Linked DNA regions of Homo sapiens: region 1 is linked to region 2. A link is a loop called in an ENCODE intact Hi-C map of the cell type or tissue named here. Cell type or tissue: natural killer cell. All regions are shown on one strand. Links, peaks and the distances in the headings refer to the core of each region. The heading gives the core; the rest is flanking DNA. Region 1 has its middle 76 kb from the start of ADAMTS1. Region 2 has its middle 140 kb from the start of HEMK2.

The links. Hi-C counts contacts between places; a loop is a spot of excess contacts. Peaks named below come from ENCODE experiments on the same cell type or tissue, not always from the same donor. Only the 100,000 strongest peaks of a DNase experiment are listed, where the experiment ranks them.
Region 1: it touches region 2 in a loop (15-fold over the local background); 13 of 110 quality-filtered maps call a loop at or near these places.

What each region holds. Positions count from the first base shown.
Region 1 is chr21:26,764,812-26,773,158 of GRCh38, reverse strand. No RefSeq gene overlaps it. Among named protein-coding and RNA genes, the nearest start is that of ADAMTS1, 76 kb to the left of the region's middle. In natural killer cell, for the core only: CTCF peaks have their summits at 3,192 and 3,398 (motif pointing left); no DNase peak of the experiment used is centred there.
Region 2 is chr21:28,740,359-28,748,705 of GRCh38, reverse strand. It overlaps a transcript of HEMK2 not described here and the pseudogene LOC124905067. Among named protein-coding and RNA genes, the nearest start is that of HEMK2, 140 kb to the left of the region's middle. RefSeq lists an enhancer at 3,006-3,095 and a silencer at 5,805-6,099. In natural killer cell, for the core only: CTCF peaks have their summits at 2,704, 2,903 and 3,452 (motif pointing right); DNase peaks (open chromatin) are centred at 2,825 and 3,475; H3K4me3 peaks cover 500 bases.

The DNA of each region.
Region 1 (8,347 bases), core at 340-8,339, 2.0 Mb after region 2:
TGAATGTTTGGTTTACTCATTTATTTTTCTAAGCATCTAAGGCTACACATTACCTTGTATGAACAGTTCTCACTTTGTTTCACTTGTTTCATTTGTTTCACTTGTTTCATTCGTTTCACTATTTAGCACATGTGTAACGTTTTTATTATTATTGAGTTTTAAGCATTTTCTATTTTATCCTATAATTTTTTTCTTGACACAAGAGTTGGTTTTTAAACTTTAACCATACAAGCTAATTATTAATATTTTTCTTATCAATATCTAACTTAACAGCATTATAGTTAAAAAATGTGGGTGTGTAAAAAATCAAATCCTTAAAATTTGTTGAAAACGTCTTCATGTTCTCATATAAGGTCAATTTTTACAAATGTATTTTAGAAAATAAACATATATGATTTAACCATTGGGTACGGTGTTCAATGTATATGTTGACTAGCTCAAGGTTCTTAACTGTTCAAATCTTCCACATCCCTATTGACTTTTTTGTTAAAAAAAAAAGAACTCTCAAAATAAGAGTGGATTTGTCAAATTATTTTTGCAGTGTTATATTATTAGTTACATGCAGAGGCAGAAGAATCACTTGAACCCGGGAGGCGGAGGTTGCAGTGAGCTGAGATTATGCCTCTGCACTCCAGTCTGGGCGACAGAGCAAGAATCCATCTCAAAAAAAAAAAAAAAAAGAAAGAAAGAAAAACCACCAAGTAAATGCTTCCAAGACAGCTATTGTCTTCAGCACTTACCTCTGATTCAATTTTTTAAAAAATTGTTGGCTCTCAAGAAAACTCTTACTTTCTTGTCAGTCCACCATAAAATTTTTAAAATGTTTGTCATATCTCATATTTTATCAATGTTTTAGGTCATTTGAAGACTTTTTCAGGATATTTGGTCTACTATGTTTCTGTTAAAAGAACTCTTGCACTCCTGTGAACCCACTATAATTGACTTTTCTCACATTACAACTCCAGAACTGTTCTGGAAGAGTTCATCACTGATCCCCAAGTTTTAAGTCTTCATCCTACTTGACTAATCCGACACATTTTCTTTCACTTATTATTATGTTCTCCTTGAACTACGTTTGTCACTTTGTCTCTGGGATACTTTTTAAAATATTCTTCTCTTATCTCAATGATCCATTATTTTTAGTGTTCTTTGCAGGACTCTTAATCTTTCAAGCACTAAGACCTTTTTGTTGTTGTTCCTGTCCTGATATCCTGGAGGACTTTATCCAGCCTAATGACTGTAAATTCATTCTTTACATAATTGAGTCCTTTTTTAAATCTCTAGGCTTGGCCTCATCCTCAAACTCCCAACTCATATGTTTATTTGTCTATTTAATATCTCTGCTTGAATGCCTACTAGCCATTTCATAAAAACCAAAGTCCTTATCTTCCCTTTCAAATCTGTTTCTCCCACAGTCTTCCACATTTGTGTGAATGGCAGTTACATTTTCCAGTTGCTTGGGACTAATACATTGGAGTCATTCTTGACTCCTCTACTTTTCTCACTTTCTACATCTAATCTATCAACAAGCCCTTTTGACTCTATCCAGAATTCAAATTCCTTCTCATCACCTCCACTGCTACTAATCTGGTCTAAGTCACCATCATTCCTTACCTGCAACTTTGGAATAGTGTTTTAATGGGTTTCATCTTCGTGGAATCAATTCACTGCACTTGATCTGAAATAATACTGTCTTCCCTCAGCATTCAGAACTCTCCTCCCATACCAAAATCCAAAGATGCTGAAGTCCCTTATACAAAATCGTAGTATTTGTTATGAGACATCCCCTCATACTTTAAATCATCTTTAGATTACTTATAATATTTAATACAATGTAAATGCTATTCAAATAGTTGTTAAGTTTTATTGGTTTTATTTCTATAATTTTGTACTAGTATGTTGTTATTTTTATTGGATTTTTTCATATATTTTTATCTGCAGTTAGCTAAATCCATGGATACGAACCTAGTAGATGCAAAGGACCAACAGTACCTTAAAAAGCAAATGTCAGATCAAGTCAATAATCTCCTCAAAACCATTCATTAGGTTCTGTTTTTCCTTTTTATTTTATGCAGAGTGAAGGCCAAGTCCTTACAAAAAACCACAAGCCCCTACCTAATCAGCTCCCTGATCATTTTCTGATTTGATATGCTACTATGGTCCTCCTCACTCACTCTTCTCTACCTACATTGGCATCTTCGGGTTCTTTAAAGATATCAAACATGCTCCAGTTTCATATTGCTGCTATCTGGGGTTAAAGAGTTTTTTGCAATATCACTTTATCAGAAAGGACTTTTTTTTTTTTTCCTTTTATTTTTGTGAGACGGAGTCTCGCTCTGTCGCACAGGCTGGAGTGCAGTGGTGCGATCTCGGCTCACTAAAAGCTCCGCCTCCCGGGTTCACGCCATTCTCCTGCCTCAGCCTCCCGAGTAGCTGGGACTACAGGCGCCCACCACCATGCCCGGCTAATTTTTTGTATTTTTAGTAGAGACGGGGTTTCACCGTGTTAGCCAGGATGGTCTCGATCTCTTGACCTCGTGATCCGCCCTCCTCGGCCTCCCAAAGTGCTGGGATTACAGGCGTGAGCGACCGCGCCCGGCCAGAAAGGCCTTTCTTAACTTCCTTAACAAAGGCCTTAATTCACAAGCCCTGTCTCATTGACCTTCATTTCATAGCACTTACCACCGACACTACTCTCGCATGTGGGTTCACGCACACATACACACGCACACACATACACAGACACACACACTTTATCTTTCTCTGATTAAATGTTTACTTCTATCCATCCCAAAGTTCCAGATGAAAGGCAGAAGATAAGCCTATGTTTTTTTTTTTTAATACAACTCAACCTTTGTGTGTTTTCTAAAAACTTGCTCCTTACATACCCCATACCTAAGAGGATTGTGATTGTATATTTCCCCTTCCAAGGCCTTGGTCATTTCTTAAGTCAAACTGTGTGTCCTCTGAACCTGTCAAGACAACTAGGGTTTGCACAATAGCTGGGCAAAATAGGGAAAAGGGATAGATGAGAGAGAGACATTTTAAAGTTTTGGGTAGATTTATTTTTTTAAAGCCTTAAAATTCAGAGTATTTACGTACTGTCTAGTAAATGTTATTCTTTTTGTTAGAATTTTCTAAGTTTAAGTCACAAAATATGATTATTTTTAAGCCAAAACGGAGTTATAAACTCACTCTGGAGAGTATTTTATGCATCAAATGTGAAAATTGTCATGTGTAGAGAATGTAATATTTGGAACTAATAAATTTTAGTAAGTATGCTCTGTCACATGCAATTCGAATGAAAACCATTTTGTATGTGGACTGCATCAGGAAATCTTTTAAAACAAATGTAGAAGACGCCCCCTTGTGTTTGATCTGTCACGGTGAAACACATTTTTTAAAACTGTCTTTATTAACCTAAATTTTAGATATGCGATTATTCTATAAAAATTTAAAAATTGGCTAACATTTACTAGGCATCTGCAATGCATTATTAAATGTTTAAAATAGAATCTTTGTCTTTTCAGAAATTATTTTGAACCTGTGATTAGAATGACCCTTCTTTACTTTTCGCTCTGCATCACATTAACATTATGAAAAACAAATGAAAAACACATGAAAAACAAATACTCCACCGAACAATTATTTGAATTCAACCACTCTCCCCCTCTAAATGATAGATACAAATGTGGACAAAGAAACAAACACTTGTGAAATGATCACGGATTCCAAAGTGCTTTCACTTAGAGTTTTTCCATTGTTTCTCAGAATAATCCTGTGAAGTGCATAAGCTAAGTGTACATCTTTTTTTTTATTTTTATTTTTTTAGAGAGAGACAGGGTCTTGTTCTGTTACCTAGGCTGAAATGTAGTGGCTCGATCATGGCTCACTGTAACCTCAAACTTCTGGGCTCAGGTGATGTTCTTGCCTCAGCCTCCTACGTAGCTAAGACTAGAGGAGCATGCACCACACCCGGGAAATTTTTAATAGTTTTTATTTTTAAATAGAAATGGGGTCTAGCTATGTTGCCCAGGCTGGTCTTGAACTCCCAGCCTCAAGCAATATTCCAGTTTTGGCTTCCCAAAGCCTTGGGATTACAGGTGTGAGCCACTGCACCTAGCCCGTCCTTATCTTTGAAATGTTAGAATAAAACTGAAGCCCTGAACTTAAGTAACTGCTAGGAACTATACAGCAAGTCCATTAGAGAAGTTAGACCAGGGCCTGATCCCAGACCTTCACACCCTAAAGGCTGAGCTTGACCTAGGAGGCTTGAAAGAATATGTTTTCTGAATAAATTTTTGTGACCCATGATCTGACACATGATCTTTGTCTGTAGAACAGAATACTAAAAAATGGAACCAACCTAGAAAACTATAGATGTTGCATTATATATATATATGAAAAACATATATTTTATATGTAAAATGCAACATATATAATATACATAATGTAATATCTATAGTTTGCATAATATATACATATATGTACTATATATACATTATATAATAATTATATATTGCATATATAATGCATATATAAATTATATATTTATATAATTTATTTATATATAAAATACATTGCACATATATATAAAATGTATATCTATAGTTTTCTAGGTTGGTTCCAATTTCTAGTATTCTGTTCTACAGACAGAGATCACGTGTCAGATCATGGGTCACAAAAAATACATTTTATATATATAATATATTGCTATATATCATACACATACTATAATATACGTGTGTGTTTTTGTACCCTTTAACCAAAACTGTAGTTAGAAGGAATATGTTCTAGTATTCAATAGTGCAGTAGGGAAATTATAGTTAACAATAATTTATTGTATATTTCAAAATAATTGCAAGAGAAGAACTGCAATGTTCCCAACACAAAGAAAAGATAAATGTTTGAGGTGAATATCCCAAATACCCTGATTTGATCATTACACATTGTATACATGTATCAAAATATCACATCTACTTCCAGAATATGTACAACTATTACGTATCAAGAAAAAATTTAAAATAGCCAGGTGTGGTGGCTCTCGTCTGTAATCTCAGCACTTTGGGAGGCCGAGGCAGGCAGATCAAGAGGTCAGGAGATCGAGTCCATCCTGGCTAACATGGTGAAACCCCATTTCTACTAAAAATACAAAAAATTAGACGGATATGGTGGCACGCGCCTATAGTCCCAGCTACTCGGAAGGCCAAGGCAGGAGAATCTCTTGAATCTGGGAGCTGGAGGTTGCAATGAGTGGAGATCGCGCCACTGCACTCCAGCCTGGGTGACAGAGAGAGACTCTGTCTCAAAAAATTAAAAATATATATACATGTGTGCATGAGTGTGTGTGTGTGTGTGTGTGTGTGTGTGTGTGTGTGTGTGTTTTATCCTTCTTATCTACCATCTATTCACGGTCAGGTTTTTAGAATGGTAGTTCTGATATGATAAGGAGAAAATTTTAAACTGTTTAATGTTTAATATGACCAAATATTGGAAACATCTAAAATCTAAATATCAACAACTTCGGATATCTAAATATCATAATAGGTGCCAGGAAGATTTATTCAAAATTTGGATAGCCATGAAGACATATGGCTGCTTGCTACATTACTAAAATCTTCAATCTGGTTGCGTTCTAAGAATAAAATAAAGTTTGTAATTCACCAGAATGTTTCCAAAATTATCCTGAGTGCCAAAATGAATGCCCTTTCCATTTTATTACTCTGATGTCTTTTGTGATTCTTGATAATTTGTTATTACATTATTGCAATGATGGACTTCCTGTTATGGGTCTAGTCAGCTGATCATTCAGTCTCTGAGTTTAAAATCAAACCGGTTGGAGATGAGAAGAGAGTGGGTAAAAGAGTACATAAACGGAGAGGGAAGAATGAAGACGCTGCTGGTTTTGACGAGATAATATTGGCTACCTCATGAAATGTTACTTCACGGTCATTTGGAGAGATATATCTATGCTCTTTGTGATGACTGAGCACTGATTTCACCTCAACAGACTCTTTAGGGCAAGAAATATATTAACAATCTTATCTTAGACAACTTTAGCTTTGTAGGTTGTCTGTTGCTATGATGAGTCAGAAACACCTGCACTATGAGGGTTGCTCCCAACCTCCTTACTGTCTACAGAGAGCTCATTCCCCTAAGGGTGGGGAGCCATGGAGATCATCCATAGATTCTCTAAAGAATTCAGGCACCACTTTTGAATCTTACTGACTAAAATAACTACTGTGTGTTTCATTGTGAATCTGGTTGGGGCATGTTGCTTTTGTTTTGTGTTGGTGGTTTTGATAGGCTTAAAAAAAATCTAATCCGAGTGAATCTTTTGTCTCTCTTCTACTAAATAGCATAATAGGCAAAATATTTATTTGTTGACTTTTTTTTTAAATAATTAGGTGAGGTAAGGAGTCCCAGTAAGTTTGTAGTTATGAAGGCACGAAATCTGACCACATAGATAATCCACCCTTGCTTGGTCCCAGGAGGCCGATTCAGGTCACCTCACTGGCTGGGATGATTAGAAGGAAAGGGTGTATACAATGGCGTGGTGCATTGCAAACTACCCACTTCCACGGCTCCAGGATGGCGAGCAAGCACCACCGAGAGGATCTGATATTAACAGCACAGGATGTAAGTCTCCTGCTACTTCCTGGCCCAAAATGGAAAACATAGGCTGGTCTTCATGGGTTCTTGCTGAAGGGCCACTCGTTCCTATTATTTTTCCATTGCTGGCTTAGCCTGGTAAAGAGAACATGGTAGAGAGAAGAGAAGGTGAACTATAAATGTATGCATGTGAGGCTACGAGAATGTGTGTGTGTATGTGTGTGGGTATGTGTGTGTGTGTGTGTGTGTGTGTGTGTGTGTGTGTCAGAGAAAGAGAGAGAGATAGCGACCAGAAAAAGACCTTTGACAAAACGGTAATGTAAACATTATTTAAAACTTTTTTTTTTTCCCTGAGACGGAGTCTCGCTCTGCCACCCAGGCTGGAGTGCAGTGGTGCAATCTCGGCTCACTGCAACCTCCGCCTCCTTGGTTCAAGCAATTCTCCTGCCTCAGCCTCCTGAGTAGCTGAGATTTTTTAGTAGAGACTGGGTTTCACCATGTTAGCCAGCCTGGTTTTGAAATCCTGACCTCAAGTGATCCACCCGCCTCGGCCTCCCAAAGTGCTGGGATTACAGGCATGAGGCACCACACCCGGCCACCACTATTTACAAATTTCAAAATAAACTGTGTACAGTATCCTTAATCCAAAAATTTGAAATGTTCCAAAATTCAAACCTGTTAGGCACCGATATAAGATAGTGACACATTTGCTTTCTGATGGTTCAATTACACGAACTTTGTTTCACACATACAATTATTTAAAATATGGTATAAAATTGCCTTCAGGCTATGTGTTGAGAGTGTCTATGAAACATAAATGAATTTTGTGTTTAGACTTGAGTCCCGTCCCTAAGATACCTCATTATGTATACACAAATATTCAAAAATCTGAAAAAATCCAAAATCTAAAACACTTCTTGTCCTATGCATTCTGGAAAAGGGATACTCAACCTGTACGACTGAAGTGCCATCTGAAGCTGTCTATATAGTAAAGGAATAAATAGGTACGCCTGTGTATTTCATTTGTTTTTATTCTTGATACTGGATATTGTTTTTCACTCTTTGGCAGCTAATGTCAACACCTCTGGAAACCATGTTTAAAAAATGTACCTAAGAAGCAAGTTTTAGGCCGGGTGTGGTGGCTCATGCCTGTAATTCCAGCACTTTGGGAGGCTGAAGTGGGTGGATCATGAGGTCAGGAGTTTGAGACCAGCCTGGCCAACATGGTGAAACCCTGTCTCTACTAACGATACAAAAAATTAGCCAGGCATGGTGGCGCAGGCCTGTAATCCCAGCTACACGGGAGGCTGAGGCAGGAGAATCGCTTGAACCTGGGAGACAGAGGTTGCAGTGAGCCGAGATCAAGCCACAGCACTCTAGCCTGGGTGACAGGGTGAGACTCTGTCTCACACACACACACACACACACACACACGCACACAAAAAGCAAGTTTTAGTTTTACAAGACATTGGACACATCTACACACAGAGTGATGCGTCACGTATTAATGAGACTTCACTCTGTATATCACACCAAAAGCAATAGAATCTGTTTCTAGGATATTAACACAAACTGTGTGTGTGTTTGTGTTTGTGTGTATTTAAACAGATTTCCCCTTTAAAATGCCCACCGCTCTTCCCTTTAACTTAATTAATCTGGCAACGTGATAAGAAGACTAATAATAAGCAGAATCACAAATGATTTCTGGGAGGCTGGAAAAAGAATGATGGTAAAA
Region 2 (8,347 bases), core at 197-8,196:
TTGATAATGGTGCATGTTTTCCCAGAAGATGGAATATTTATTTCCATGTCTCTGTTTCCTGTTCATGTATGCTTTGTCCCAAATCCTTTTGGTTTCCTGGAATTTTCTTTAGAAAACCCAGATATCACAGCAATAATCCCCAAACCTCACAGACTCCTTCAAAAGTAACTTGAGGGAAAGAATCAAGCCCAAGTGGTTCAATACTTGATGGAAACTTGTGTGAAGAGCAATGTCACTGCCAAATGAAAAAGAACTTACTCCAACCTACCATGTTTATTTAAAAGCAGTATGATACTTTTGTTATCTAGAAGACTTTTTAAACTGAACTCATAATTATTTTTTACCAAGGTATAGTAAAAGGTGAATATCATTATTAATTTATATTCTTATGCTTCTGTTTTAAAAATAATTTCAATGTTTATTTTACATTTTTCAATGTTCATTGTAGATTCAGGTGGTACATGTGCAGGTTTGCTACATGACTGTATTGTGTGATGCTGAGACTTGGGGTTTGAATGATCCTGTCACCCAGGTAGTGAGCATGGTAGCCAATAGGTAGCTTTTCAGCCCTTGCTCCTGTCCCTCTCTCCTCACTCTAGTAGTCCTCAGCATCGTTACCATCTTTATGTTCATGCATACACAATACTGAGCTCCCTCTTAGAAGTGTGAATATGTGGTATTTGCTGTTCTGTTCCTGTGTTAATTCATTTAGGAAATGCCTCCAGCTGCATCCACGTTGAGAAGAGAATGTCAACATTACACAGCCATAGACGCTCCTCTGATGTTCTCATAAGAGATACCCTATCTCTCTCTGGTTATGTTCCTTTTAATTTCTTACAGACTGATCAGTTAAATTGGCCAAGAGCCATTTCCTCTTAGCCTTCAATTGCAGTGCTCATCCTGCTTCTGAAAGCACCTTGTTGCAAAGGATAAGATGTCCTATCCATGTTGGTGCAAAGGATAAGATTTCCTATGCACGTTGGTGCAAAGGATACAATTTTGTTTTCTTTTTATGGCTGCATAGTATTCCATGGTATATGTGTACCACATTTATCTAGAGGAATTTTGACTCCTAACATTTTCAGGATTATGTAACATAAAAGTCCATTTTAAACAGGTAGTGGGGTAGGAGTATTGGAACTCTGAAAGATAACTTCATCTTCACTTCTGGACATTTCCTTTGAGGGTTGAATAGAACTATTTTGTTTTCCTCTGCACAGGATCCCCCAAATTAATTTTCATATGTATTTTCATCATTAGCCATTGGCTTGGAAGGTTTTAAAGTCATTCTGTGTCAACTTCAATTAAATCCCACGAGACTCAGAGAAACTGATCTGGCAGGAACCTGCTCCTGCATTTTTACAGATAAGTACATTAGGGCTCCATGAGGTCCAATAGCTGGACTGCGGTCAAACAGGAAGACAGAATGGGCTCCTCCATCCGGGCCTTGCAGGACAACTCTAGATTTGCTTCTCGCCACCCAGAAACTTTCTCCTCCCAGGTCATAGCAATTCCCATATCTAAGTATGACTTTCAGTTCATCTTTTCCCTTCTGTTCCACATTGAAAACATCAGGTACACCTGTAGACTCCATGGCCACAACAAACCTGGATCTTCTAGATCTGTCCATTTCCATTGCTAGTCAAAGGTGGTGTCTCTTGAGCCTCTATATTGCACGTGATTTCTCACTAGGTATCTTGCTTCTACGTTCTCTGCACCATAAATTCCTGTCTCCATGGAGCAGCCGGAGTGATCTTTTTGATAGTCTCAGAGCCTTTTAAGAACTTCTCTTCCCACCTGGTAAAAAACCTCATTGCACAGCCCTGGCTTATCAAGCCCTCCATGCTGTGGCTGTGTTTGGCTCTCAGCCCTCCCTCTTCCACCCTCTCCCTTCCCTTCTCACCCCTGCCAATGGCCTTATTTGTGTTCTTCAAGTATGTTGAAATGCTTCCCTTCTCAAAGTTTTTGCACTAGCTCTTCATATCTTTCTGGAATGTTCTCCATAGATCATCATATAGTTTTTTTTTTTTTTTAGATTGGCCCTACTTTAATAGCAACTCTTCTTGGACCACTCAATGTATGATAGCCTCTCAGTCACTTTCTATCACGTCACCCTATTTTGATTTCCAGTATAGTTATACATTTTATAAGCTACATTTATCACTCATATATTCCCTTAAAAATATTTATTTTCCGTTGCTCATCTCCCTACCTGCACACATGGTCGTGAGCAAAGAACTTGCTTGTCCTACTGATCTCTGCATTCTCAGTGCTCGGTGATATTTGTTGAATGAATGCAGGGCAATGCTATGTCTATGCTTTATGTCATTATCTTCTGACTCACTGCAAAGACAGGAGTCCCCCACGGGCAAGGAACATACTAAGAGTAGTATGTACCTCATGTTGTTATTGAGACATTTCAAAACATGTAAACATATTTACAGTGATGAAGTATACAGAATACTGCCTGCCACAGAAAAAGCTCCAAATAAATATCAGCTGTTGTTACTGTAGGATGTATACATATTTTTATTTATATTCATATAGTTTTGTTATACATATAAAACAAAACGTTTTATCAGTTTTTATTACTTACACATGTCTACATTATATATGGTGTTAGCTATTGTTATTCTGTTATTTGATAGAGTATCCAATAAAATATGTTACAAGATTTTGCTAAATACCATAAACTAAATGCCGACCACTTTTTTCTCACCTGGCTCTATTTCAGGATTCAGCCAGGTTTCTCTGTCTGGGAGTGTTAATGTTTCTTAGCTAAGCAGCTGCAGTATCTGCGGTTACTGAAATCGTCCTGAAGGTGGCAGCGGAGAGCTAAGGTTTGGAAAGTGCTCACATGTTCTTGTATACATGCTGGGATAGGATTTGAAGGGGGTGAGAAAAGTTATTCCATGGGGCTGTTTTTGCATCTTCAAAATTCCTTTCATCATTATTATTGTTGGGAAGGGGTGTGTTATATGTCGGGAAGCTGCTCAAATGCAAATGATATCTGGGAAGTGGCAGCCAGCTATTATTCATGAAACCTCAGGCAACGTGAGAGCATTAGAGCATTCATCCAGATGCAGGAAAGTGGAACTGCTGGTGAGGTGAGATAGAGGGCAGGTAAAGGGAAGAAAAGGGCTTGGTTTTGGATGGGCGTTTTCTTGGTTCCGAGGACTTCTTGATCTGTGGAGAGGGGTACAGGCAGGAGAGGTCAAAGCTGAGCCCTCTAACTGACGGGGCCAGGGCAGGGCCCCTCTCGTCCGGGTCTAAGGCAGTAAACTCCTGGAACAATCTCATACAACATCCATCTGCTTGTTTAAATAACAAGCCGATTCTATCATGTCTATGTGTACAAATCAGACTCTCTGGGGAGTAAGTATGTGAAAGGAGACTGGAAATATCGTTAACGATTTTCAGACATTTTCTCCAACTAAATCTGAAATACTGCATACTGACCACGAGATGACAGTATTGCACCACTAAATGCTTACACCACAAGCTTCCATCTTGTAAGCTCTTAGAGATCTAACACAAAATCACTGTGCTTCCCACTCGCAGCAGTCATTGGAATTATGCTTATAAACAGCAATTTTTCTTTATTTGCACTTTTTCCATAAATGAGGAATACATTTTTTGCCAATAGTGGCTACTGTATGTATACTTCGGTTATTGTCTTGGGAAAATGGGTGTTGAAAAAATTGAATTGTCTGTGACTCTACACATTTTATAATTCAAAATTTGTGAATAAAATTAATCAGCATGTGAGTTAAAGTGCAGTATTCCTTCAGCTAGAACTGCAAGACCAAAAAAACCCCATAAAAGTGTTTGGTTTATAATTTACTGTTTTTAATTTATGGTCTATAGTAAGATTTTCTAAAAGCATGAAACAGAATGGTTCTAACATATGGTTTTATATAGTTTACATATTTATAACCATGTTTATCTAAAATAGCTCTCTGTAATGCATTTATGTGGTTGAAGAGTTTGAAAAGGTGATTATCAAATGAAATAATGTATGTAAAATACCCAGCTCAAGCCTCACACATGGCAGGAATCATAATAAATAGAGGCTCTTGTTTCCTTTATTAAGAAGAAATCATAAATTAGTGGATAAGTGCAAAAATCCTTTGCTACTATGAAACAGGAGAGGCCAAACAGTGAGATATCATAGAGTGAGTTGCCTCTTATGCCTTTCTAGTTGAGTAGTCAGAGAATGAAAAACTACTTAAGGTTCTACCCTTCCACAGACACTGCAGATGAAAGTGTTCGGCAATTAACCATGAATGACTTTCAGGAACAGCAAATCCATGCTTTTCTATTTTACTCAACTTGGATTACATCTGTAGTGCAAATTTAAAAGAACACTTCTGGGGACAGTTTTTCCCAGGATCTATTTATTGTCTCATTTTTTTCTTTTTTTAATTGTTAATTTATTTTATTTTTGTAAAATATTTTAATGTTTATTTTAGGTTCAGGAGTACATGTGCAGGTTTGTTATATAGGTAAACTCATGACTCAGGGGTTTGGTGTACAGAGTATTTAATTACCCAGGTACTAAGCATAGTATCAGATAGTTTTTTCTCTTCTGAACCTCTCCCTCTTCCCAGCCCCCACCCTCAAGTAGGCCTCAGTATCTGCTATTTCCCTCTTTCTGTCCATGAATTCTCATTATTTAGCTCCCACTTATTAGTGAGAACATGTGGCATTTGGTTTTCTGTGTTAGTTTGCTGAGGATAACAGCCTCCAGTTCCATCCACGTTTCTGTAAAGGATGCAATCTTGTTCTTTTTCATGGCTGTATAGTATTCTGTGGTCTATATGTCCCATGGCTATTTTCTTTGATAGTCTCAGAACAATAAAACATTCAGTACCCACAGCAACCCTTGTAGCTACCAGACACATTTGCATGATCCAAGCATAACAGTTAAAGATGAATGGCCTTAATGCCTGGGGTCATCCAACTTTCACCATCTTCTATTTTAGACTTTTTCCTCCTCCTAATAGGCAGAGATGGGATGAATTCCTTAATTAAACAAGATCTCTTGTTTGAACCAGTTTAGACTGCAATCATTCATCAAACTTTTCTTTCCTCCCTCCCTTCCTCTCTTCCATTCTCCCTTCACCTTCTCTCCTTCCTTCACTCTCTTTTTTCTTTTCTGCATCCCAATGACTTGTTACTTACTGTGTTCTGTTAAGTTTAGGTACAAACAATAGAAGCAAGTGCTTTATTTAACTCCTTATTTCCTGTTATGGGCTGAATTCAACCCAGTCAACACCTTAATCTTGGACGTCTAGCCTCCAGAACTGTGAGAAATAAATTTCTGTTGTTGAAGTGACCCTGCCTCTGGTACTTTGTTATAGTAGCTCTAGCAAATGTACACATCCCCTTAGATTCTGTCTCTCTCTTTTTTTTAAAACACGGAACACTTTTAGGAATGTGCATGTCATCCTGGCGCAGAGGCCATGCTAATCTACTCTAAATTGCTGCTGAAGCAAGCACTCCTGTTAGATTTTTCAACCTCCACATTTTCCAAGACTTCTTAAAATACTGGCTTTTCAGACCTTTGGGTCTCATCCCTCCTGTTGCTACACTCCACCACTGCAGCGCATTTGACAATAGTGACTGTGTTTGTGTGAACGTGAGCAGATACTAAATCCCAACATTTTTGAACAGTTTCATTGCACTCCTACCAGGTACAGCGCATTCATTAATTTTAATATTTACTATCACAATGGGAACTAAGAAGTTGTCAGGAAACGGAATAAACTTAAAAATGGTTCATAGGAGAAGAAGACAGAAGACCGTGACCACAGAGAAAATTTTAGCCTAAAGCCTTCTTATACTGTTGTGCTAGAAAAACGTTTCTCCCTCAATAAATAGATATGTGTCTATAGGGCTTCTTCAAATTCTGGTGTTTGGGTGAAAATATTGAAATACTGTAGATGGCACCATGACATTGCACATGACTGTTTTAGAACAAAACCACTGTGTCGTTATCTCCCTCCCCCATTTTTTTTCCTTTTTTTTTTCTTAGTGGGCAAGTTATTGGAATCTTTAAAAAAATGATCATTTATGATTAAAACTTGGAAAAGGAATTATGCCCATTTTTTTCATGTTTACTCTCATGGCCTGTACTACAAAGCACTAGTCAGTAACCTCCCCTTGAAAAGTCTTTGGATAAGTGCATCATTATTCTAGCTACCAGCACTTGGTGAATCCCCATGTTAAACTCAACGTGTTTTGAAATTAAACCTCAGAGATGTTCCCAACCTTCTTTTATGTCCCTAGAGATAAGTTTACCAAATGTTAACAAAGAAATAATTGTTCTCAGAACTTATGGCAGCAAAGTGATGAGATGTAGGGTTGCTTTAAGACCGAGGCACAAATGGTGCTCTGTGGCAAACGTAAAGAAACTGTTCAATAATTACTGTTTTCAGCAAATGTAAAACTCTAAACCAGGGGCCAGCAAACTTCTTCTGTACAGATCCATCCAGATAGTAAATATTGTCAGCTTTATGGGCTACACGGTCTCTGTCCAAGCTACTCAAAGCTGCCATTTTACCCTGAAAGCAGCCATAGACAATACATATACAAACAGGCATGGCTGTGTTCCAACAATACTTTATTTACAAAAACAGGTGGCAGATTTGGTCCTGAGCGATAGTTTGCCGTCACCTCCTCAAACCCAGGCTTGCTTTCCCTGTAAAGAAGGCTCTCTCTTGTGGTGATTCCTCAAAGACCTAAAGACAGAAATACCATTTGACCCAGCAATCCCATTACTAGGTATATACCCAAAGGAAGAAATATATATCATTCTATTATACAGACACAGGCACACATGTGTTCACTGCAGCACTATTTACAATAGCAAAGACATGGAGTCAACCTAAATGCCCATCAATGATAGACTGGATATAGAAAATGTGGTACATATACACCATGGAATACTATGCTGCCGTAAAAAGGAATGAGATCATGTCCTTTGCAGGGACATGGACGAAGCTAGAGGCCTTAGTATCCTTAGCAAACTAACACAGGAACAGAAAACCAAATACCACATGTTCTCACTTATAAGTGGGAGCTAAATGATGAGAACGCAGAGACACATAGAGGGGAACAACACCCGCTGGGGCCTAGTGGAGGGTTGTGGGTGGCAGGAGGGAGAGGATCAGGAAAAATAACCAATGGGTACTAGGCTTAATAACCTGGGTGATGAAATAATCTGTACAACAAACCCCCATGACACAAGTTTACCTATGTAACAAACCTGCACATATATCCCTGAACTTAAAATCTTAAAATAAAAGTTAAAAAAAGAAACCTCTTTCTGTAGTAGGTTTGAATGCCTAATACACACATTTTCTCTCTCCTGCCTTTTAAAACTTCATGCTTATGCTTTCCCCATATGTTTCAAGCATGATCTTGTGTCATCTTTTTTGGAGGTAAAATGTTGGGTTGAGTGGGTTAGGAAACTGACTTGTGAGTGTGACATTGGAGATGGGTCTAATCATGATGTTGGCCTGGACATATCTCATTTCTTCCCATGGGACCCATCTGATTTGATTTGACTTTAGGAATAAGAGTTCAGATTTGGGATTGTGCTTGGTTTGGAGCTGGCTTGGTGAGCATGAAAATGCTCTTCAGTTATCTTGGAGCTAACACATGTGTATATTAACCAAACAGAAACCAACTTAGGAAGTAAATTATAGTAGTAATTGTATTAGAGGTAAAGCATATATACAGTTATGAACAGTGCCCTGTGTCCAAAAAAATGCATTACATAATTTTCAAAAATGTAATGTATTTATTAACATACTTATCCATAGTCAGGTTCCACAGGAGCTAATTCTGAATATGGTTCACTCAAGGCCACTCTGCCCAGGAAGTTGGGCAGAAGGGATCAATTCCCTTAAGAGGCATTGATCTGTTAGGTTCTTTCTTGCCTATCTAGACTTGAGCAGACTCCAGAAGAATAAAGCCAATAATTTCTAGGAATTCAATCTTGTAAACTTCTGGGTCAGGTAAAGATAGCAGGTTGCTTTTGATAGTTTTTGGCCTCATTTGAATTCTAAGCTTATGAAAACACTGTAGTTGTGAAATACTTTAGCATGAAGCCGAGGCTGGTGAAGGAAGGGTACCTTTTCTCTCCCACAAAAATCCTCTCCAACTAGATTTGATATATTTTGCATGGATTAATTCATAAACAATCACTATTGCCCATATGGAAGCTATGATAGCCAACGGACTGTAAAGTAGGCTGAAATCTGCAGTTGGCCCTCAGGTTTTGACCCACTGTCATTTGAATTCCTGCTTTATGTCAGCTCTCATAGGGAATAAGACATTC